Regions from separate parts of the Homo sapiens genome. Here region 1 is linked to region 2. A link is an interaction called in ENCODE POLR2A ChIA-PET data of the cell type or tissue named here. Cell type or tissue: OCI-LY7. All regions are shown on one strand. Links, peaks and the distances in the headings refer to the core of each region. The heading gives the core; the rest is flanking DNA.

Region 1 (11,218 bases), core at 1,569-9,568, 340 kb before region 2:
ATAGTTTTTCCAGAGATGCATTAAACCACAACCTGTTACTTCATGACGTTCTACAGGCTGCCTAAAAATCGCAGTTGCTGGAACAGTGAACTTGGGGAAGCCTATTTCTCAATTTAGTCTTCTGACTCAATTATTGACAAATAATTCTGTGACTACAATTAATATAAAATTGAATTTTGAGTTATTAGAGTTTTATTAATAGCTAAAAAAGATGAAAAGGTTCTAAGTTTACATCCACATTAGAAACCAGGTACATAAATGCATTTTTTAAATGTGCTAAAACTTTTCTGACTAAATTAATGGTTTATATTAAGACGATTTCTGAAGAAAGTAACTTTACTTCTTCATCCAATCTAGACCAGTGTGGCCAAAGAGAAAAATAACACAAGCCATGAAGGTGAACCACATATGTCGTTTGAAATTTTCTAGTAGCCATATTTTTTAAAGTAAAAGAGGCAGCATTAACTTTAATATTTTACATTGTCTAATATGTCTAAATATCACTTCAACATATAATCAATGCAAAATATTACTATTTTACACGCTTTTTTTCAAAGGAAGTCTTCAAAATCTGATGTGTATTTTATACTTACAATACATATCAATTTGGAAAAACCACATTTCTGATTTTTTTTCGAGATACAGTCTCATTCTGTCACCCAGGCTGGAGTGCAGTGGCGTGATCTTGGCTCACTGCAACCTCCACCTCCCGAGTTCAAGTGATTCTCCTGCCTCAGCCTCCCGAGTAGCTGGGATTACAGGCATATGCCACTATGCCCTGCTTTTTTTTTTTTTTTTTTTTTTTTTTCGGTTTTTAGTAGAGATGGGGTTTCACCATGTTGGCCAGGCTGGTCTCAAACTCTTGACCTCAAGTGATCCACCCGCCTCAACCTCCCAAAGTGTTGGGATTACAGGCGTGAGCCACCACGCCCAGCCTAAAAAAACACATTTCAAATACTCAATAATTATCACATGTGGCTAGTGGCTATCATACCGGCACAGATCTCAACATTATTTTAAGTCTTAAATAAACTGATGGAGAAAGATACCTCATATGAGAGAAACACTTAAAAGACAACTACTGAAATGTAAATGAAATGGTAACGACAGGAGTAAAGAATCTAAGATGGTAAGGAAAAGGACAGCAAACCATTTAATTGAAATCGTCACTGAGAAATGAAAGCTCTCCTCGGATAAGCAATAGGTTTCTGGAAAATCAAAGTTATTTTCCATTATAACTGGCCCTCAAAATTTAAATATGAAATTAAACATTAAACATTAAATTCAAACCAATTCAAGCAATACAGAATTGAATGCGAAAATCAAGAGTCTGCTTCGGAAGTATAAGCAAGTAGAGAGAGTGCTGCTTGCTAATGAACTACAAATTTTTTAATGTCAGAATAAGGAAAACTGTGATTCAGATGACTTTGAAGAGCATCTGACAATTCCAGGTGAAGAAAAGGTAAACACTGAAAAAAAAAAAAAAAAGGACTAAATTCCTAAAAGAGATCAAATAATGACCACAGCAAGAATCTTAAAAAGGGAGAATGTTACTTCAAAAGGTCGTGATTAAATCCAGATTAACAAAGATCTGCTCCAGGTGTACTGTCTCTAATAAAGTTTCCTCCCAAAATAAAAACAAGGGAGAAATAGTGTATTTTAACTCTGACTGAAACCAGAAATCATAGTTTCATCCCAATGGAAAATAGTATTTTTCAATCATATATGAAAAGAAGTCTTTAAAAGAAGAGTGAAGAAGCTATAGATACACCAACAAAAGGAGTGGGTATGAAAAAGACAACTTTAAAAAGTTAAATGGTTGCAAACACTTTAGCTGTCACCGGAATTATGTTTACCTCCGCCGTTTGTTACTACCAAACTGCCGCGGTTCTCTTGGTACTGGCTTTCTCTTCGTAGTCTTTGTTCTTTAGTAATCTCTGCTACTCGAAGAGGCAGATCTGAAAATTCATCTGTAGGCTTAAAAAAGAAGCAGAAACATTAAAAACAATCATTTTAGAGCCTGGCAGATCATGCCTGTAATCCATGCGCTTTGGGAGACCAAAGCAGGAGGATCACTTGAGGCCAGGAGTAAATTAGCTAGATGTGCTCACACATGCCTGTAATCCTAATACTTGGGATGTTGAGGCGAGACGATCGCTTCAGCCCAGGAGTTCGAGGCTGCAATGAGACAGGATTCCACCACTGCACTCCAGCCTGTGCGACAAAGCGAGATCCTATTTCAAAAAAATAAAAATCTGGTCTGGAGTGGTGGCTGATGCCTATAATCCCAACACTTTGGGAGACCAAGATGGGAATGACAAGCCCAGGAGTTTGAGACTAGCCTGGGCAATATAGGGAGAGCATGTCTCTAAAAAAAAATTTTTTTTAATTAGCCAGGCATGGTGGCATAAGCCTGTAGTCCCAGCTACTCAGGAGGTTTAGGTGGGAGGACTGCTTGAGCCATGGTCGTGCCACTGCACTCCAGCCTGGGTGAAAGAGCAAGACTCTGTCTCAAAAAATATAAAAGATTCATGACTCCATAAATTATATATATATAGATTTAAAATATCTACATATATATCTGTATTGATACAGCCACATTTATGAACCCACCCACCAAGACATACAAACACAAGTAATTCCAAATTTCAAATGGGATGTGGTCTAAAATTAATTTGGTTTCAATTCACAGTAAAACAATGTTATAAATAGTAGGTTATCAGTCTTGCTAACAAAAGTTTACTTAATAACTTAATGCATAGCTAAAATATTACACATTAGTAATTTTTATTTATTTTTTTACTTTTTTTCTTCTGTAGACCTCTGTGGACACAGTAATTTTTAAGAGCAGAAAACATAATATCAATAATTTAAAAACGAGAAAAACGACAGAATTAGCCAGGAAGTTATTCCTCTTGAGCACATGAATACTCTTTACTAAGGTCCTTGTCTCTACCCATCAGCCGAAAGTCCTACTTGTTTTCTCACCATCTAGCACCTCTGCTCGAGATTACCCCCCACCTCAGATTGTAGGCTTCAGTTTCAACTGGCTCAGCTCCTGTTTGCCTTTCTATGATATGAAACTATTTCCATGAGGCAATGAGGAAACAGGCGGAAATCCACGTGACAGAAAGCCGGTAAGGACGCAGAATGCCAATTCTGCTGGAGAGGGTGGGAATCTTGCCTCCACCTTGACTTTTCTGTATTTTATGTAGTGAGAAACTGAATCCAGTTAAGACGCTTTTCATTTTCATCATTCTGTTTTCTCTTAATCAGGTGTTATAACACACGGAACATAAAAAACACTTACTTCATTCCCTGACCATCTCTTATCACCACTGTCCACACTATTGAAGCCTGAATCAAGGGCTCCATAAGGGCGACTTGAGTACAGTTCTTCATGGCTGCCGAAAAGAGACTCTGTTACTGCAAAGTTTGTTATTTTAACAATTAAAATTTGAAATTAAACAGATCAATTTTCTAAAAAACAAGAAATGTGGCAGTCACTTAACTATTAGAACTAAATGGGCTTTAATTTTTTAATATGAAAAATTCCAAATAGAAACAAAGCAAACAGAATAGCATGAGACCTCATGTACTCATTATTATCCAGCTTCAAAACAATCACACCTCTGCAATTCTTGTTCGTCCAATGAGGCGAGTTTACTAGGACTGTGCTTTTAAGCAAAATTTGAGAGGTTCAAGAGAAGGCCTGAGAGGTTCTCTTTTGAGTAAAGTCCATAAACATTACTTCACTTTGACTGAAACATCTATCCTGCTTGTTTAAAGGCCTAAGAATTTAATTCTTGCTACTTAAGACTGCTCCATACTCAGGAGGCTGAGGTGGGAGGAATGCTTGAGCTCAGGAGTTTGAGACCAGGCTGGGCAACATAGTAAGACCTTGTTTCAAAAAAAAGAGATTGTTCCAGATGGTTGGGACTGCCAAGCAGATGACCTTATAAGTCACAGGCTGTGTAGCTGAGGGACTCATAGATTAAAAGATCCTGAAGTGATGTTAATGGTCAACAAATCCAACTCTTGACTCCTTGTAGAAAAAATGAAACTCAAAAAGTAGGAATGACTTGCCTTCGGCTAGTTACCTCAGCAGCAGAGCTAAAGTTAGCGTTCAAGTCACTCAGACCAGTAGTTTTCAACTGGAGGGCCCCAAGGTGACATTTGGAGACTTTGCGAGGGTACTACTGGCATCTATCTAATGGGCAGACACCAAGGATGCTGGTAAATGTCTTACAATGTACAGGACAGCCCATCACAACAAAGAATTATCTGATCTAAAATGTCAACAGTGCCAAGGTTGAGAAACCCTTAGAACTAGACTTTGCCAGATCTAGGTAATCAACTTTACAATACAAGCATTCTGAGAATAACAGTGTTAAAACAGGTTATTTCCCTTTAGTCAAACATTCAGGCAAATTTAAGTATCCATTTTATTTGATTCTCTGTACAAAAAATATGATAGATAAAGGGACAGAATATACTTACCAGGAGCCAAAACCCAACGGTCTCCTATCATAATCCGGCAGATCTGGAGCAATCTTACAAGCTTGTATGTTCAGGTATTTAAATATGTGGACTTTGCCTTTTATACATATCTAAATAAAGTCACACAGATGTAGCCAAATTATTACTCATCTGAAGTATGCTCCTTTTTATCATATCAACATTTTATGTAACATACATTGGGAAAGGGAGGCATTTCTATCAAGTACATACAGTAATATTTAAAAACTAATAAATTATATTATTTGGTTAAGTGTTATTTTAGGTGTTTAACTGGTAAATATGTTTTCATTTTCTAGTCACTAATACATTTCAGTAATATATAAATAAATAACTTTTGATTATACTGTTCAAATACCAAGTAAACTTATCACACTGACTAGTTTGCATAGTCAGAGATTTAAAGCATTTCTCCTCATTAGATTACATGAAGCAACTTTTACTTTTAGGAATCCAACAATCATATACAACTATGTTTTTGATTCTGCTTTGAGAGAGAAGAGCAGGAAATCATGAAACATTACATATATTTCTGTTGCTACTTGTCCCAGAAGTCAAAACACAAATTCTTGAGGCTTATAAGACCCTTCTATTGTTAGGAAGTTTACTCATAAAGTTTTATAGTTGCCATAAAGAGTAGCATATGCCGCCGGGCACAGTGGCTCACACCTGTAATTGCAGCACTTTGGGAGTCTGAGGTGGGTGGATCACCTGAGGTCAGGAGTTCAAGACCAGCCTGACCAACACGGTGAAATCCCGTCTGTACTACAAATACAAAAAATTAGCCGGGCATGGTGGCAGGCGCTTGTAATCCCAGCTACTCGGGAGGCTGAGGCAGGAGAATCGCTTGAACCCAGGAGGCGGAGGCTGCAGTAAGCCGAGATCGCACCATTGCACTCCGGCCTGGGCAACAAGAGCAAAACTTCATCTCAAAAAAAAAAAAAAAAAAAAAGAGTAACATATGCTTGTACAAAATCGTCAATAAACTGCAGAGTTAAAAAGAGCTAAGGGGGCCGGGCGCGGTGGCTCACACCTGTAATCCCAGCACTTTGGGAGGCCGAGGCAGGTGGATCATGAGGTCAGGAGATTGAGACCATTCTGGCTAACACGGTGAAACCCCGTCTCTACTAAAAATACAAAAAATTAGCCAGGCATGGTGGCAGGCACCTGTACTCCCAGCTACTTGGGAAGCTGAGGCAGAAGAATAGTGTGAACCCGGGAGGCGGAGCTTGCAGAGAGCCGAGATCGCGCCACTGCACTCCAGCCTGGGCAACAGAGCGAGACTCCTTCTCACAAAAAAATAAAAAAATAAAAGAGCTGAGGGAAAATAATGAGTTGGCAAAAATTTCTAGGTTGTAGGATGTCCAGCATCTACATGTAAAGCTACTTTATAATTATTACTGTATAGCTTCACTTCAGTCACTGGTAAACAAATGACCAAACTGTCTAAAGTAGGAATTTGTGACTTTAGAATTAGGAAGGTTATAATAACAATGATCAGAAAAAGAAATCTACTGATAGTTTTTAGCTCTGAAAGCTGAGTATTTTTATCTGTCTCTAGCATTTTTTTTTTTTTTTTGAGACGGAGTCTCACCCTGTCGCCCAGGCTGGAGTGCAGTGGCGCCATCTCAGCTCACTGCAGCCTCCACCTCCTGGGTTCAAGTGATTTTCCTGCCTCAGCCTCCTGAGTAGCTGGGACTACAGGCGCCCACCACCGCACCCGGCTAATTTTTGTATTTTTAGTAGAGACAAGGTTTCACCATGTTGGCCAGGATGATCTCGATCTCCTGACCTCATGATCTGCCCACCTCGGCCTCCCAAAGTGCTGGAATTACAGGCATGAGCCACCACACCTGGCCTGTCTCTAGCATTTATGGTGTCTACACTCAAATTTTACTAGAAAAAAATAAAGAAATTAACTAAAATTTTACAAGAAAAAATTAAGAAATTAACTAAAATTTTATTAGAAAAAAATTTAGGGAAGAATTCTTCAATTTAAAAAGAAATACCAATTTAGAGAAAGGAAAAATACTTCTGGAAACATTATCTTCTAATCCATTAATTCAAGGCTTCTCAAAAATACATATGTATGTGAATCCATTTTAAAAGAAATTATTTTCTAACCGAATGATAAATGTACATGAAATTTTAAATTTCATCCTTTGTCCAAAAAAAGTCCATGCGATGCTTCCACTATGGTTTACCTGATGCTTCCACTATGATTTGCCTGATGCTTCCACTATGATTTACCTGATGCTTCCACTATGGTTTACCTGATGCTTCCACTATGGTTTACCTGATGCTTCCACTATGGTTTACCTGATGCTTCCACTATGGTTTACCTGATGCTTCCATTATGGTTTACCTGATGCTTCCACTATGGTTTACCTGATGCTTCCACCATGATTTATCTGATGCTTCCACCATGGTTTACCTGATGCTTCCACCATGGTCTACCTGATGCTTCCACTATGGTTTACCTGATGCTTCCACTATGGTTTACCTGATGCTTCCACTGTGGTTTACCTGATGCTTCCACTATGATTTACCTGATGCTTCCACTATGGTTCACCAGATGCTTCCACCGTGGTTTACCTGATGCTTCCACCATGGTTTACCTGATGCTTCCACTATGGTTTACCTGTGCAGGAGGTGATTGTAGTGGATTGTTATCTAGGGTGATCGTCTGTAGGTGCCTGAGGTTCCGATAACAAACAGGGATTGTGGTAATTTTATTGCATGAGAAGTCTAACCGTATCAAAGGCAACTCCGCCAGCTCTGCAAGAAGGTAAAATGGAAATGAACAATTAATGATGTTTTACAACTAGAGAATTTTTACAAAGCTTCTAGTTAAATGTGATTTTAACATAGATATTTACTCCCATTCTCTTTTAGTGATTAACTGGTAGCAAAGTGGTAAAAATGAGAAAAGTGGTAGCAAAGTGGTAAAAATGAGATCCAGTTGCCTATAGACAGGATTACTAATAAAAAGCAGCTTTGACCCGCTCAGAACTACAGAAAGTCTCAGAAGCTGGAGGCCCTGATACCACAAGAAGGTGAGGATAACAAAAGGATTAGATAACACTCTACATAAAGAACAGTTAAATGCCTGGGTCAACAGCCCCCACTAACACAGCTGGGGCACTATCCTTCTCCAATGTTCCCAGGAATCAGCAAGTTATTTTCTAGTGAAATTGAATCAAAAATGCTCGGAACTAAGGGATCCCAGGCACAATAGGATGACAAAAGTCAGGAGGAGTTGCCAGCTAAAAATGGAGGAGTTAAGTCAAAGTCTACACACTTAACATTAAGACCTCAGCACCTTCTCACCCCACCCTATCCTACTTCATCCCAGGAATGGCTGTACTTAAGAATATACACAATAACGAAGAAGAAATGGAGCTTCTTTCTCTGGATAAACTTCACAGTCCCATATAAAAGGCCTTTATATAATGATACAGAATTTCTTCTAATAAAATACACAGCTTGTTGTTTAATTACCATTATACAATTTCTGCCCAGTATACTGAGAACTTCTAATCAGCCATATAAAGATAGTATATGATCCACAGACATTTAGACATCTCCAACATCAAAACCAACTAACTAACCAAAAAAAGGAACTCAGAAGAAACAGGTATTTTATAGAAAGCAGAAGAAAATTTTGAAAAGCTAGACTATCTTTAGTTTCAGAAAGAGAAGGTCTTTAATCACTGAAACATAAAAGGAATATTTTTTAAAAATCACAGAATGAGTTTGTAGAAATGAAAAAATATAATGGTAGCAATTAAAAATTCATAAGAATGGTTGGAACTATTTTACCATAAGGTAACACAAAATGACACAGAAATGAATAATAAAAAATATAAGAAAAATCAGCTGGGCGCGGTGGCTCAAGCCTGTAATCCCAGTACTTTGGGAGGCCGAGGCAGGCGGATCACGAGGTCAGGAGATCGAGACCATCCTGGCTAACACGGTGAGACCCCGTCTCTACTAAAAATACAAAAAATTAGCTGGGCGTGGTGGCGGGCGCCTGTAGTCCCAGCTACTCGGGAGGCTGAGACAGGAGAATGGCGTGAACCCGGGAGGCGGAGCTTGCAGTGAGCCGAGATTGAGCCACTGCACTCCAGCCTGGGAGACAGAGCAAGACTCTGTCTCAAAAAAAAAAAAAAAAAAAAAAAAAAAAAAAAATCAAAGAGGATCAACAAAGAGGTCTAATAACATCCAATTCAAAATAATTCAAAAAGGGGACAGAGAAACCAGAAGAAAGAAAATTATTTAAAAAAAAAAAAAAAGATATAAAACAATTTCCCAAAACGGAAGATATGGATCTCTGGTTTGGAAAGGGGCCCACCAAGTATCCAGCACATTAAATTAAAACAACTCATGCTATGGCACATTAACATAAAATTTCAGAGCAGCAGATAAACAGGGACCATCTTAAAATCTTCCAGAGAGCAAAAGCTGGTCACAAAATACTGGGATTAAGAATGAATGGCATCAGATTTTCAACCATCAATTTTAAACACTGAAAGTGGAAAGTGAAAAAACACTTAAAAGTCTTGAAAGAAAATAGTTTTCAACCTGGATTTATAATCAAACAATCAAGGGGGAACATAGAATAAAGACATTTATTTTCCAGTGAAGTCTCAAAAATATGTTCTCCCATGACGTGTTCTTGGGAAGCTACTAGGAGATGTCCTCCAGCAAAACAGGGAGTAACTGAGGAAGATCCAGAGTCTAGGACTCAGAGTATTTAACACAGAAGAAAGAAAGCTGGGCAGCAGGCCAGGTGCAGTGGCTCACGCCTGTAATCCCAGCACTTTGGGAGGCCAAGGCGGGTGAATCACGAGGTCAGAAGTTCAAGACCAGCCTGGCCAAGATGGTAAAACCCCATCTCTACTAAAAATACAAAAGTTAGCCAGGCGTGGTGGCGGGCTCCTATAATCCCAGCTACTTGGGAGGCTGAGGCAGAGAATCACTTGAACCCGGGACGGGGGGGCAGAGGTTACCGTGAGCCGAGATCGCGCCACTGTACTCCAGCCTGGGTGACAGAGTGAGACTGTCTCAAAAAAAAAAAAAGCTGGGCAGCAATACTAGAGAACAGCCAGTCCACATCAGAAGAGAAAAAAAGGGCTCAGTGAGGTGGAAGTGCAGGGAAAAAAGGGATAGAGAATCTGGTCTGACCAGAAAGCCTGCTGGAAAAAGAGGGTGGAATTAGCCATAGACACACATAAAAATAAGCATATAAAAAGATAAGAAACTATTACCTCCAGGGGAAAAAAAAAAAAAAAGCCGGGCGTGGTGGCTCACGCCTGTAATCCCAGCACTTTGGGAGGCCAAGGCGGGTGGATCACGAGGTCAGGGGTTCGAGACCAGCCTGACCAACATGGTGAAACCCCATCTCTACTAAAAATACAAAAATTAGCTGGGCATGGTGGCGGGCGCCTGTAATTCCAGCTACTCAGGAGGCTGAGGCAGGAGAATTGCTTGAACCCGAGAGGCGGAGGCTGCAGTGAGCCAAGATCATGCCACTGCACTCCAGCCTGGGCGACAGAGCAAGACTCTGTCTCAAAAAAAAAAAGAAAAAAACATGTACAAGAAAGGAAATAAAATCAGAGTACATCACTTGAATTGGCAGGGAACAATGTTTACATAATTACAGTAATGTGAACACTGAGTAACAATTTAATCAGAAGTTGTGCTAAAACTACACTGGGAAGATGGGAGGAAAGCAGTAAAGGCATGGTATGGTGACAGTGTAAGGAAACTAAATCCTCATCTATCATCACAATAGGAAGCTGACATAAGTGTCAAAGTTGCCCAAACCAGCAATAGCTATAAAAACATATCAGTTAGAAATATGTCAGCAGTCTGGGCACTGTGGCTCATGCCTGTAATCTCAGCACTTTGGGAGGCTGAGGTGGGTGGATTGCTTGAGTCCAGGAGACCAGCCAGGGGAACATGGTGAGACCCTTGTCTCTACAAAACAATACAAAATTTTCTGGGTGTGATGGTGCATGTCTGCAGTCCCAGCTACTTGGAAGGCTCAGATGGGAGGATGGCTTCAGCCCACAGAGTTCGAGGCTACGGTGAGCTCTGGTCACGCCATGCACTCCAGCCTGGGCAACAGAGTGAGACCCTATCTCAAAAAAAAAAAGAGTCAAAGGAGTTTAATGAAGGTACATACTTTTGGCCATTGAAATTGGTGTGCAGGGAAGTTTGAGGCAGGGGAACGACACTATTTAAGATTCTTGGCTGGGCACGGTGGCTCACGACTGTAATCCCAGCATTTTGGGAGGCTGAGGCAGGCGGATCACGAGGTCAGGAGATCAAGACCATCCTGGGCAACATGGTGAAACCCCGTCTCTACTAAAAATACAAAAAAGGCCGGGCACGGTGGCTCACGCCTGTAATCCTAGCACTTTGGGAGGCTGAGGCAGGCGGATCATGAGGTCAGGAGTTTGAGACCAGCCTGGCCAACATAATGAAACCCCGTCTCTACTAAAAATACAAAAAAAAAAAAAAAAATTAACTGGGCATGGTGGCGGGCACCTGTAATCCCAGCTACTTGGGAGGCAGAGGTTGCAGTGAGCCAAGATCACTCCACTGTACTCCAGCCAGGGCGACAGTGTGAGACTCCGTCTCAAAAAAAAAAAAAGAAGTAAAAATACAAAAATTAGCTGGGTGTGGTGGTGTG
Region 2 (11,218 bases), core at 1,141-9,140:
TTCTGGGAATCTGTGGGGCTGTCACTCAGGGATGTTTTTTTCTCTCGTGTTTCCTCTCCTTGGGTTAGAACAGCCCCCAAAGCCTATTTTAATCCTTTGTCCCCATTTGGCATCCAGCCTTCCTCTTATCTTGACTTCACTGAGGGTGTCAGGTCCATTTGCTGTACTCAGGAGGTGGCACCCCCAAATCGAGGCCCTCTGGCATCACCTCCAGCCTGGCTGGGCAAACTGCCCCCGGCTTCAGAAAGCAGAAACTCCCAGGAGTTTTCTCTCCCCTGGCTGCGGGCTCTCCTATTGCTTGCTTGCCTGCCCACCTAAATCATAGATCCAGAAACATCTTTTCTCTGGACCTAACCAGCAGAGGCAGCTGCTCACATTCTGCTTCTTCTTTCCTCATGGTAATTCATTAGGCATTTCCTCTGATCCTAGCCTCTCTTCCTCTCTCCTGATGAGCCAACAGGGTAAAATCTCCAAGAGAGGCCTTGGGGCACCTTCTGATCCAAGGGGAGAAGACTGCAGCCTGGTGGGGCTATGATGTGGGCAGAGGAGAGGCTGGGAGTAAATTCCGGGGCTAATGCCTGGAATACTTTGCATTTCTCTGACCCTGCCCCGCCCAGCCAGCACCCAGAGCTTCACAAATGCCCATTTAGAAGGCCGCACCCTGCTAGTATGGTGAGGTCCTTGTGACTGGCTGGCCCCCATCAGACACAGAAAAAGTAGAGGGAGCTGGGGACAAACTTTAAAAAACTGATGACAACATGATTCCTTTTCTTTTATGAAAGAAAGGAAAAACACATGTAAAACAAACCCAGAACGTCCATCTGAAGAGTGGACGGGAGCAGTGGTTTTCAATTTATAACACAAGTGTACTCTTAGCCTATCCATGCACCATTGCATCCAGAAGGATGTACAAAACAGCCCTTCAAGATTGAGTTGTGTCGGGCTGGGCGCGGAGGCTCACGCCTGTAATCCCAGCACTTTGGGAGGCCGAGATGGGCGGATCACGAGGTCAGGAGTTTGAGACCAGCCTGGCCAACATGGTGAAACCCTGTTGCTACCCAAAATACAAAAATTAGCCAGGTGTGGTAGCACACACCTGTAATCCAGCTACTCGGGAGGCTGAGGCAGGAGAATCGCTTGAACCAGGAGGCAGAGCTTGCAGTGAGCTGAGATCACGCCACTGCACTCCAGCCTGGGTGACAGAGCGAGACTCTGTCTCGAAGAAAAGATTGCACTGTGTCTTCCCAGTCAGAGTATGGGAAGGTCAGGGGTCCAGTCGGGGAATCCCTGGGCACTCCTCAGCCCCAGGTCCTTCCAGCTTGGCCTGAGGGCCTCCCCCCACATTTGGCCTTCTCTCCTTTCACTCCCCACCCACACCCCAATTCCTGCCCCTTCGGACCTCCTCAACCTACTGCTCCCACTCCCAGGCCATGCCTTGGGTCCAGGTCAGGCTTTTGGTCACATTGGGTTCTGCTTTACCTGGGCAGGAACTGTGCTGGGGGCCGGTGGGAGAAGCAGGCCGGTGGATTTTAGAAGGCAGGCTAACCTTGCTCTCTGTCCAGCTGGCCTCCCCTTGGCGCAGTTCCTGTGTATGGATATTCTTACAGAATCGCTACTCTCCCTCTCCTTTGAGCTGGCCTAGCTTTGGCTTATCATAGGCCCCAGGAAAGGCCAGGGGACTGGGGTACCGGTTAGAGGGATATAAAAGTTCATTCTGCCTTGTACGTATGTTTAATTGATTAGAACACTTCATTTTCTCACAGCATGTATTTCATTGTACTACTGGCAACTGTCATCTCTTATAAATGAGGTTCATAAATAGTTGTTCCAGCTTATGGAATTCTGGAGAAAAAAGCTTCCAGAACAGTGATATGGTGCACTTCCCACAAAATGAGACAAGCTGAAGACACCTGTGAGTATCAACCCTCATTTATGACAGCCTCGTATGGTGGGGTAGTTAGAAGGTGATGCAGGGACATTCAACAGCAGAGATTATAATGACAGTAAGATAAGAGTTACTACAATCAAACTACTGCCTAGCTACTCGGCCCCGGGTTGGATGGTGAAGATTCAAAATTAAAAGCCATGGTCTCTGCTCGGGGGCTCCTGGTCTAGGCCACTTTGACTCAGAAGAATTTGAAATGACCCTTCAAATCCACCCTTCTCTCGCCACCGACCTCAACTGATGGGCATCAGCATGCCATCAGGTGGGTACACGTGTGACGAAGGATCAGGCACCTTACCTTTTATTCCTTCTTAATGTTGTGTGCCGAAATTTGGTGTGCACGGTATGTGTCTGCAAGCCTTTTACATTTTCATCCACATCAGTATTCATTTTTGCTTCTCAGCTACATTCTCAAAAATGAGAAGGAAGTGTGCTTATTCATTTAGATTGCCATGTGCGAGGGTCTGCCCAGCCGAACACCTGAATCATGTTTTGCTAATGATGTTGATGTCGACGTTGACCAAAGCTTGATAATTCCGTAACAATGTAATATGTCTTATTTTTAAACTAAAGCTTGGCTGGATCCCAACCAAAGCCACAGACAGAATTCAGAAGAGGTTTCTTTTAAGAAAATAGTAAAAGAAAAAGGTTTGCAAACCCACCAGATGAGAGAACAGTGCTCTTCCTGGCAGTCTCGTCTGCCTCTGGTAATGCTCAGGTCACCCAGTGAATGACACAATGTCCCTGTGGGCCTCATCCCATCTGCTTCTGTTTGTCATGGCCCAGGGCCCGTCAGTCCCTCAATGCTGCCCTTCCTGCCTCCCAGGCAGGTCTGGGCTTCTGTGAGTCACTCTCACAGCAGCCGTGACCCATGCAACATCTCAGAGTTTCTCAGCACAACAATTCATCATGTGCCTCAGTGTTCATCCAGCAATGTCAGGAAGAAACTGCTGGATATTGTTCTATGTCGAGTCAAAAGCTGTCCTGCAAAACAGCAGTGCCATTGAAGATGAAAGTTGATTCCCAAGCTAAAGCCAATCAAATACAATCTTGAGATATTTTGTGGGTCGAACTACATTTTTTGTTTGTTTGTTTTTGAGACAGGGTCTCACTCGGTCGCCCAGACTGGAGTGCAGTGGCGGGATCACCACTCACTGCAACCTCTGCCTCCTGGGCTCAAGCAATTCTCCCATCTCAGCCTTTCAGGTGGCTGGGACTACAGGCGCGCGCCACCGCACCTGGCTAATTTTTATATTTTTTGTAGAGATAGGATTTTGCCACATTGCCCAGGTTTGTCTCGAACTCCTGGGCTCAAGCAATCTGCCCTCCTCGGCCTCCTAAAGTTCTGGGATTATAGGCGTGAGCTACCGTCTGCCCTCCTCGGCCTCCTAAAGTTCTGGGATTATAGGCATGAGCTGCTGTGCCGTGCCCGGATGCTTTGGTATCAGAGACAGCACAGATACCCTGGAAGTCTCTCGTAGACGGCTTCTCTACTCTGGAGACCAGCGCTGATATTTAGCTGGTGTGCAAGAGTAAAAACAACCCCATCCCTCCTGCTTCCCTGTACCCTCTCATCTATGGAAGCTCTAAGGGAAGGGACTGGTTTGGCTTCCACTTTGATAGAATGGGCAGCAGTCACATGGCCCATTCAGCAATAGAAGAGCTCTAGATCCATTTTTTTATTCCAAGACCTCTCACAGCTTCACAACTTCCTCTGAAGTTTGCCTGGTCATGTCCCTGTCTCTGGCCTGAGATACTCCAGCTAAACAATGCAATGAGAAATATTTGGCAGCCTTTGTATCTCTGTGTACCTGAAAGGTGTGCCCTCCTTGGCCAGGAAACTAGAAATACCAGCCTGTGGGAGCTGGGATGGGCTAGGACCACTTTCTCTGAAGATGTTGCAAATGTAAGGCAAGGACATTGAAAACCAAATTCTAGAGGATACCAAGCAGAGACAAGCGTGAAAAAGAAAAGAAAAGAAAGGTGACCAAGACTGATGCATAACAGAGAATCGGGAGAATGACGCTGGTTCCCAAGAGGGGTTATTATGCCACTGGTTCTCATCGGGGGCTAAAGGCCCTCTGTGGGATTGTGAAGATTTGCAAATGTGTCCAATAACCTGAGTATTTTCTTTGTCCTTAATTGTGTTTCAATTTGAGAAACAGAGAGGAAGGAGGATGGCTAGTATGGGGCATGTGTGAGACAGAGAAAGATGTGGATGTGAAAGGAAGGAATTCTCACCGGGCACGGTGGCTCACGCCTGTAATCCCAGCACTTTGGGAGGCTGAGGCGGGCAGATCACAAGGTCAAGAGATTGAGACCATCTTGGCCAACATGGTGAAACCTCATCTCTACTAAAAATACAAAAATTAGCTGGGTGTGGTAGCATGTGCCTGTAGTACCAGCTACTCAGGAGGCTGAGGCAGGAGAATTGCTTGAGCCTGGGAGGCGGAGGTTGCAGTGAGCCGAGATCGTGCCACCGCACTCCAGCCTGGTGACAGAGCAAGACTCCATCTCAAAAAAAAAAAAAAAAAAAAAAGGAAGGAATTGCCCAACTAACATCTGAGATTTTCCACCAGCCAGAAAAACATTAGTTAAGTACTACCCCAGGCCACCTAATTCCAGGTCGTTTGAAATCCTGTGGAACAGTTTTAACCTGACAGCCTGTTATTCACCCAGACATGTATTTCATATTCCTCAATTTCTAGCCAAGGAAGGGAAGGATGTGGAGTCGGTGGGGCTGTAGAGAGCCTGGACCAACAATCAGAGGAGCTTGAGTTTCGTGCTGGCTCTAGTACCAACAGTATAATCTGTCTTTCACCTGGTCTCTCTTAGAGCCCCTGGACATGCTGAAAATAATCTTTACAGCTTTCGAGTGCTTTGCTGGTGGCAGTAGCTGAGGGAATGGAAATTTGGAGAGCAAGAACCAAACCACAGCAGTCTGTTGGCCATAGCAAGCCACACTGTGGACCGCTCTCAATGCCATTCAAGTCATCATTTATCACTAACTCTTCTTTGCGGGTCACCTGCTGACTGTGGCCTGCCACTTCAGCAGAACTGGTGGGAACAGGTGCTCTAATGTGCTGACAGTATCACAGAGTAACACTTGAATTGAGAAAACTGGGGTTTGGCGGGGGGAAAATACTATAGTTACAGGTTCGTATTTCTGCTTCTCCAATTAGATTACAAGGCTCTCTAGGGCAAGGACTATGCTTTCGAAGCCCGAAGTCCTAGCAGAGGGCTTGGCCCATGGAAATGCTCAATAAATGTTTGTGAATGAGAGAAAAGGAGGGAAAGAGGGAGTGGGTTCTTTCCAAGGTCACACTGCAGACGTCCCCCGACAGTGGAGGCATGCTGGCCACTGTCCCCCTCAGCACCCAGCTCTAGTGGATGTTCTTTTGCGGGTCAGGCTGATTATGTCTATTTCCCAGAAAGTGTCACTGATACCATCAGACCCCAAGGCATCTGCTGTTCCAGAGCAGGCTCCCCTGGTCTGTAATGTGAACGATATCAGAGAAGCCAAGATTGTCTTTGTCTCAACTCTCCTGCCGGGGGTGCTAAGCCTGGGATATCCACTCAGGCTGGGAACAGGTGGTCTAATGTGCTGAGAGCATTACAGAGCAGATTCAAGATCCTTTTGAATTGAGTGGATCTCAGAGTATCAGGGCTGGGATGCTGGCCTTCTACAGATAAGAAAACTGGAGCTCAGCATCTGTGGCTGGCAGGACCCAGGGGTGGGGAATGGCCCCACAGGGAGCGGAGCCCGGGAGAGTCAATGGTGAGGCCCCCAGGGTACAGGCAGGATCGACCTAACAGGCCACCCTAGCAAGGCATTCATGCAATGGGGTGGCAGGTTTCTGGAAAAGACCTGGGAAGCTGAGGGCCAGAGAGCAGAGGGGACCCACTCAATCTCGTCCAGTGTCAGGGACAGAGACAGATCAGAGGCAGGATCTGGTCTCTTCACAGGAGGGAATGGCTGGACTGGAAGAGAGAGGAGGAGAGGGAACCTATGTAAATCCCTGAGGCAATGGAGCCTACCCAAAGCATGCTGGGAGTAGGGACAGAGGGTATTGGGGAGCTATTAAGGGAGCCGAGCCCGTCTGGATCATTCTGCGTTGTCCTAGACCCCGCTCCACTTTCTACCAGCTCTGGGAATTCACCTGCTCTCTGCTCTTTGCACAGTCCCCACTTTGGAAATGGGGAGGGGCTCCGAGTTGGGTATGACCCTCTTCTAAACAACCTTCAGCTTCAGGGCCCTGTCAGTGATGTGGCCTTCTGCAACATCCAGTCACTCACTGGGTATCCCTGTGTCCTCAATTAGTGCCGGACCCAAGCTGGGTCCCTGCCGCAGCAGTCTCATGATCTTGTTGGGGAAGTAGGGGGACATTTGAGGCACCCAGCACAAGGCACTCTAAGGCAGGCATGGCTCCTGGTATAACCAGTGGGTTGTTAGAAGAAGCAGAGAAGAGCCTCATGGGCACGTTGGCTTTTGGAGGAGATGAGGCTGGAACTGGAGTTTGAGCATTACGTGCTGGGATGGGAGTTTCGAGTAAAGTCACTGCAGTAAGAATACACACGTTTTCTCGCAAGGGTAGAGGGAAGGAAAGTTGTTAGGGCAGCCTCAGAGTCATCAGGTAAAAGCCTATGGTTTTTTTTTGTTTGTTTGTTTGATTTGCTTTTTCTTTGAGATGGAGTTTTACTCTTGTCTCCCAGGCTAGAGTGCAATGCAAGATCTCAGCTCACTGCAACCTCCACCTCCTGGGTTCAGGTGATTCGCTTGCCTCAGCCTCCTGAGTAGCTGGGATTACAGGTGCCCACCACCATGCCTGGCTAATTTTTATATTTTTAGTAGAGACGGGGTTTCAACATGTTGGCCAGGCTGGTCTCAAATTCCTGACCTCAGGTGATCCACCCGCCTCGGCCTCCCAAAGTGCTGGGAATACAGGCATGAGCCACCATGCCCAGCCAGGCCTGTGTTTTTTAAGCATTTTTTAATCAGCACAGTAATCCTTTGCCAAAGGAAACTCTACTCAGAATGTGTCAACCTGCTAAAAGCAGAACTGCTGTATCCTTTCAGCTTCCTTCCTACCCCAGTGTTACACCTCAGCCCCACCGCCACCTCAGAAAATGAGTGAAGCTTTATAGCAGGACTAGTTCAACCTCATTATTGGACCAGAAGGGAAACTGAGGCATAAAGAGCAGAAGAGACAAGCTCAAGCTCAGGGTTTTTTCCACCAGTCCTTGCTGCCTCCTGAATGAGGCCAGACTGGAGCCACTTTCAGCCAGGCTAAGGGATGTAGCTTCCATAAGATGGAGAACGTTGGATTGTGTTTGGACAAAGGCATTTTTTCTGTCATTCCGGTTTGACAGCCCAGCTAGTGCTGCAATCTCTTGATGTTTCAATTTTTTTTTTTTTTTTTTTTTTTTTGAGACAGAGTCTTGCTCTGTCATCCAGGCTGGAGTGCAATGGCTCAATCTCGGCTCATTTCAACCCCCACCTCCCAGGTTCAAGAGATTCTCCTGCCTCAACCTCCTGAGTAGCTGGGATTACAGGCATGCACCACCACGCCTGACTAATTTTTGTATTTTTAGTAGAGACGGGGTTTCACCATGTTGGCCAGGCTGCTCTCAAACTCCTGACCTTAGGTGATCCACCTGCCTTGGCCTCCCAAAGTGCTGGGATTACAGGCACAAGCCACTGCACCTGGCCTGTTTCAATTCTTTCACTGAGAAGACTAGCATATTGAAATCACCTGAGAAATAGCTCTAGCAATGCAAGGTTAGAAAAACTGGTAGGGATGGTGGTTTGGGCTCAAGAGGGAGATGTCATTCGGTTAAGTTTTGGTAAATAGATGAACTGACAGTGAATAAGTTCGATGGAAGAATCAGTGCTTCCTTAAACTGCAGCATAAATTATGCCCGTTCATTCCTTGGCCAAATGATGTGAGGAACTGATCAACATCTGCGGAAGCTACGAGAGACCTTCTGCCTCTGTCTCTCCTGGGGTTTATCTTGGCCAGGGCTCTTTCTAGTAGGTTTCTGCCAGTTTTCATGACAAAGCTTCATTTCAGTGACCTTGAGAAGGCTAGACGGGACTTGGGGTGAGGTGAAACATCTAAGAAAGGCAGCAGATGCATTAATTGTTTCTTGCTTATTCTTTCAAACACGCAAGCCGAGAAATGCTGTTGGAGAAAATCAGTCACTTCCCGAGGTCTCAAACTGCCCCGCCACAGTCGACCAGGAGAGCTGCTCTCCCAAGCCTTGATTCCCCTAGCACCACCCTCTACGGTTTGTAAAGAACTTTCAGATGCATTCTCTCATATGAGTCTCACAGAAATGCTGTGAGGCAGACCAGGTAGGCATTGTTCCCATTTGAGGGATGGGTCAGAGAGACAAGGAGGCTTGCCCAAGATGGTGTTGCTAGTTAGCATGTATTCAAATATTCTTTGGTCTATACTTCTTTATGAATGATGTTTGTTATCACAGCACGGAGCCAGGGCTTCGGACTTGCTCCCTAGCACTCTTTTGGCCCCATCAGGCTCTTTCACCTAAGGATGTAAATAAAAATGGATTTTCCACTGGAAACAGGTCAAATGACTTAATACAGCCACAGACAATTCGGAGCAAGCTGGTAAATCCTAAATGAGTCATGCTTCATTTGAATAACAAACCAGACAAACGCTCAGGCCTACAGCAGAAAGAAATAGGATTATACAGTTAGAGGGAATTTGTTTATTGAGACCAATGGCTTTTAGACATTTCTAAGGCATGAAAACCATTCTTTTTTTTCTTTTCTTTCTTTCTTTTTTTTTTTTAAGTCTTGCTCTTGTTGCCCAGGCTGTAGTGCAATGGCACGATCTCGGCTCACTGCAACCTCCGCCTCCCAGGTTCAAGCGATTCTCCTGCCTCAGCCTCCCGAGTAGCTGGGATTACAGGTGCATATCACCATGCCTCGATAATTTTTTGTATCTTTAGTAGAGATGGGGGTTTCACCATGATGGCCAGGCTGGTCTCGAACTCCTGATCTCAGGTGATCCACCAACCTTGGCCTCCCAGAGTGCTGGGATTATAGGCGTGAGCCACCGCACCTGGCCAGCCATTAAGATGAAGTCTTACCAGGCAGTTGAATGGGAAAACCTATTAAAGCAGCTTTTCTGAAGAACATGAGGCCCCACTTAGCATCTTTGGGAAACGCTCTCATTTACAGATGAGAAAACAGGCCCAGAGGCCCAGGGCGGGGGGACCTGAGCTGGGGCTGGAACCCCAAACCAGTGTTACTCCCATTAAAGGGTCCTCATGAAGAATCAGCTGATGGTCCCAACTCACTTTTTGCCCATGTTTTCCTCTGTTCCCCATATTTCTAAATATATCTTATCCTTTCTATCTCCTTTGCTCAAGCTATTTCCTCTTCTCAGAATGCATTTTCACCTGTGAAATTTGCATTTTCCCCTCCAGACCCAGATCAAAGAGATCTCCCTCCCCCACTCCGCACCTTCCTTTGCCATGAAGCTCTCCCTAAGGGTCATAGCTAGACAGACTTACAGTCCCATATCTGAGTTTCATTAGAACTTGTGGCGACACTCTTAGGACGTTCTGCTTTGTCTTAAAGTCATTTGAGACTTAATCTCACCCCTGAGATTTCATCCTTCTTGGGTTCTGTGACAGGGTCCTCATCACAGAGTCTTTTTTTGTAGTGTGTGTGTGTGTGTTTGTGTGTGTGTGTGTGTGTTTAATGGAATCTATGTATAGAATCACTTTCCTTTCTGAATACCCAAGTTCTGGAGTCAGCCTAGCTTGGGTCCCCATCCCAGCCCTGCCATTTCCTAGGAAAGTCACATCATTTCTCAGCATTTTTGTATCTTCAGCCATTACACATGCCCACTCCTCTGTGAAGAGCCAAAGACAGGGTATCGTTAGAGGCATTTATAAGCTACAGGCTGCCTTGATGGCTAGTGTTTTGAGATCACTAGGAAAAATTTTAAATTCAGTTCTAAGAGCCTAAAAAATCGTGCAATGCCAAATAACTGGTTACTTTGGATGTCCCTTTCCAGTGAGTTGCTTAGGCTTTATACAGTCTCAGTCTTCCTTCTACCTGCATGTTGAGCCCCAAGTTCTTGTATTTGCTGCTCTGGAAGTGAGCTCACTGTATTTTTATTGACTGAAACTGTTCCTTCATTTCTAAAATGGTTTTTGAGGTCTACTATGCTACATTATTATGGGTTGAGTTGTATCCCCGCCAAAAGCCCTAACTCTTGGTACCTGTGAATTTGTCTTATTTGGAAATACAGTCTTTGCCAATGTAATCAAGTTAAGATGAGGTAATGCTGGAGCAGGGCGGGCCTGACTCCAATATGGTTGGGCGTCCTCATAAGAAGAGGAGAAGGGACAGAGCCATCCATACAGAGGGAAGATTGCCATATGAAGATGGAGGCAGAGATGGGATTTATGCTGCCACAAGCCAAGGAAAGCCTGCAGTTACCAGAAGCTAGAAGAGACAAGGAAGTATCCTACCCTAGAGGCTTCAGAGAGGGGATGGCTCCACCAACACCCTGATTTCCAACATCTAACCTCTACAACTGCAAGAAATAAATTTTTTTTTAAGTTAAAATTCCTGAGCTCAGGAGATCCTCCTGCCTCAGCCTCCTGAGTAGCTGGGACTACAGATGCGTGCCATCATGCCTGGCTTAAGCTTCTATCATCTTACGCCACCTAGTTCGTGGTACTTTGTTACTGTGTCCTGGGAAATGAACATACATGCAAACTGGCAAATTAGCAGAGAATAAGACATGGTCCACCCTCATCAAATGAGGGAGGCGTGACAACAAACACAAATGAACGAGTATTAAAATGGCTGATTCTTCTAAGTACACTGATGAAATTGAACAGGGTCATGTAACATTCCAGTTCTTACCTGAAGGAAGAGAAGCTCATTGTGGGAGAGGTAGACAGCAGCCAGGTCGCCTAGGGTCTCGGGATGCTGTATGGGAAAATGGGTTGTCATAGAGCCAGGGTGGCCACGGACAGACCTAACTGAGTTGTTTGAATGGATGCTGGTGGCTTGGAAGCACATGGCAGCAATGAAGAAGGAGTGAAAGTGGACAGATTCGAGATACCTTGTGATGGCTGAGCCAGAAGGTCTTGCCGATAGGTTGGCTGTGGAGATGTGAGAAAGAGAGGAATCGAGGAGGAGTCTAGGCTTTTGGCTTAAGCCAAAACCATTTATTTTATTGAAATGGGGAACATTAGTGGGGGCGTATGTTGGGGATGAGAGGG

Evidence for each region. ChIA-PET counts read pairs that join two places held together with the same protein. Peaks named below come from ENCODE experiments on the same cell type or tissue, not always from the same donor. Only the 100,000 strongest peaks of a DNase experiment are listed, where the experiment ranks them.
Region 1: POLR2A ChIA-PET joins it to region 2 with 10 read pairs; 2 of 35 experiments call an interaction of 5 or more read pairs at or near these places.

What each region holds. Positions count from the first base shown.
Region 1 is chr3:197,822,956-197,834,173 of GRCh38, reverse strand. It overlaps LRCH3 (leucine rich repeats and calponin homology domain containing 3), which reads right to left. Exons shown (of 21, transcript NM_001365715.1): 5 at 7,160-7,296; 6 at 4,501-4,610; 7 at 3,311-3,404; 8 at 1,857-1,977. LOC124909482 (a long non-coding RNA gene) reads left to right here and starts at 2,951. Exons shown (of 2, transcript XR_007096247.1): 1 at 2,951-3,137; 2 at 3,277-3,409. It overlaps LOC105374310 (a long non-coding RNA gene), which reads left to right. Exons shown (of 3, transcript XR_001741090.2): 3 at 2,820-2,899. In OCI-LY7, for the core only: no CTCF peak of the experiment used is centred there; no DNase peak of the experiment used is centred there.
Region 2 is chr3:197,479,571-197,490,788 of GRCh38, reverse strand. It overlaps LOC105374309 (a long non-coding RNA gene), which reads right to left. Exons shown (of 2, transcript XR_924902.1): 2 at 11,138-11,218. Among named protein-coding and RNA genes, the nearest start is that of LINC02012, 24 kb to the left of the region's middle. RefSeq lists enhancers at 1-283, 284-829 and a silencer at 257-551. In OCI-LY7, for the core only: no CTCF peak of the experiment used is centred there; no DNase peak of the experiment used is centred there.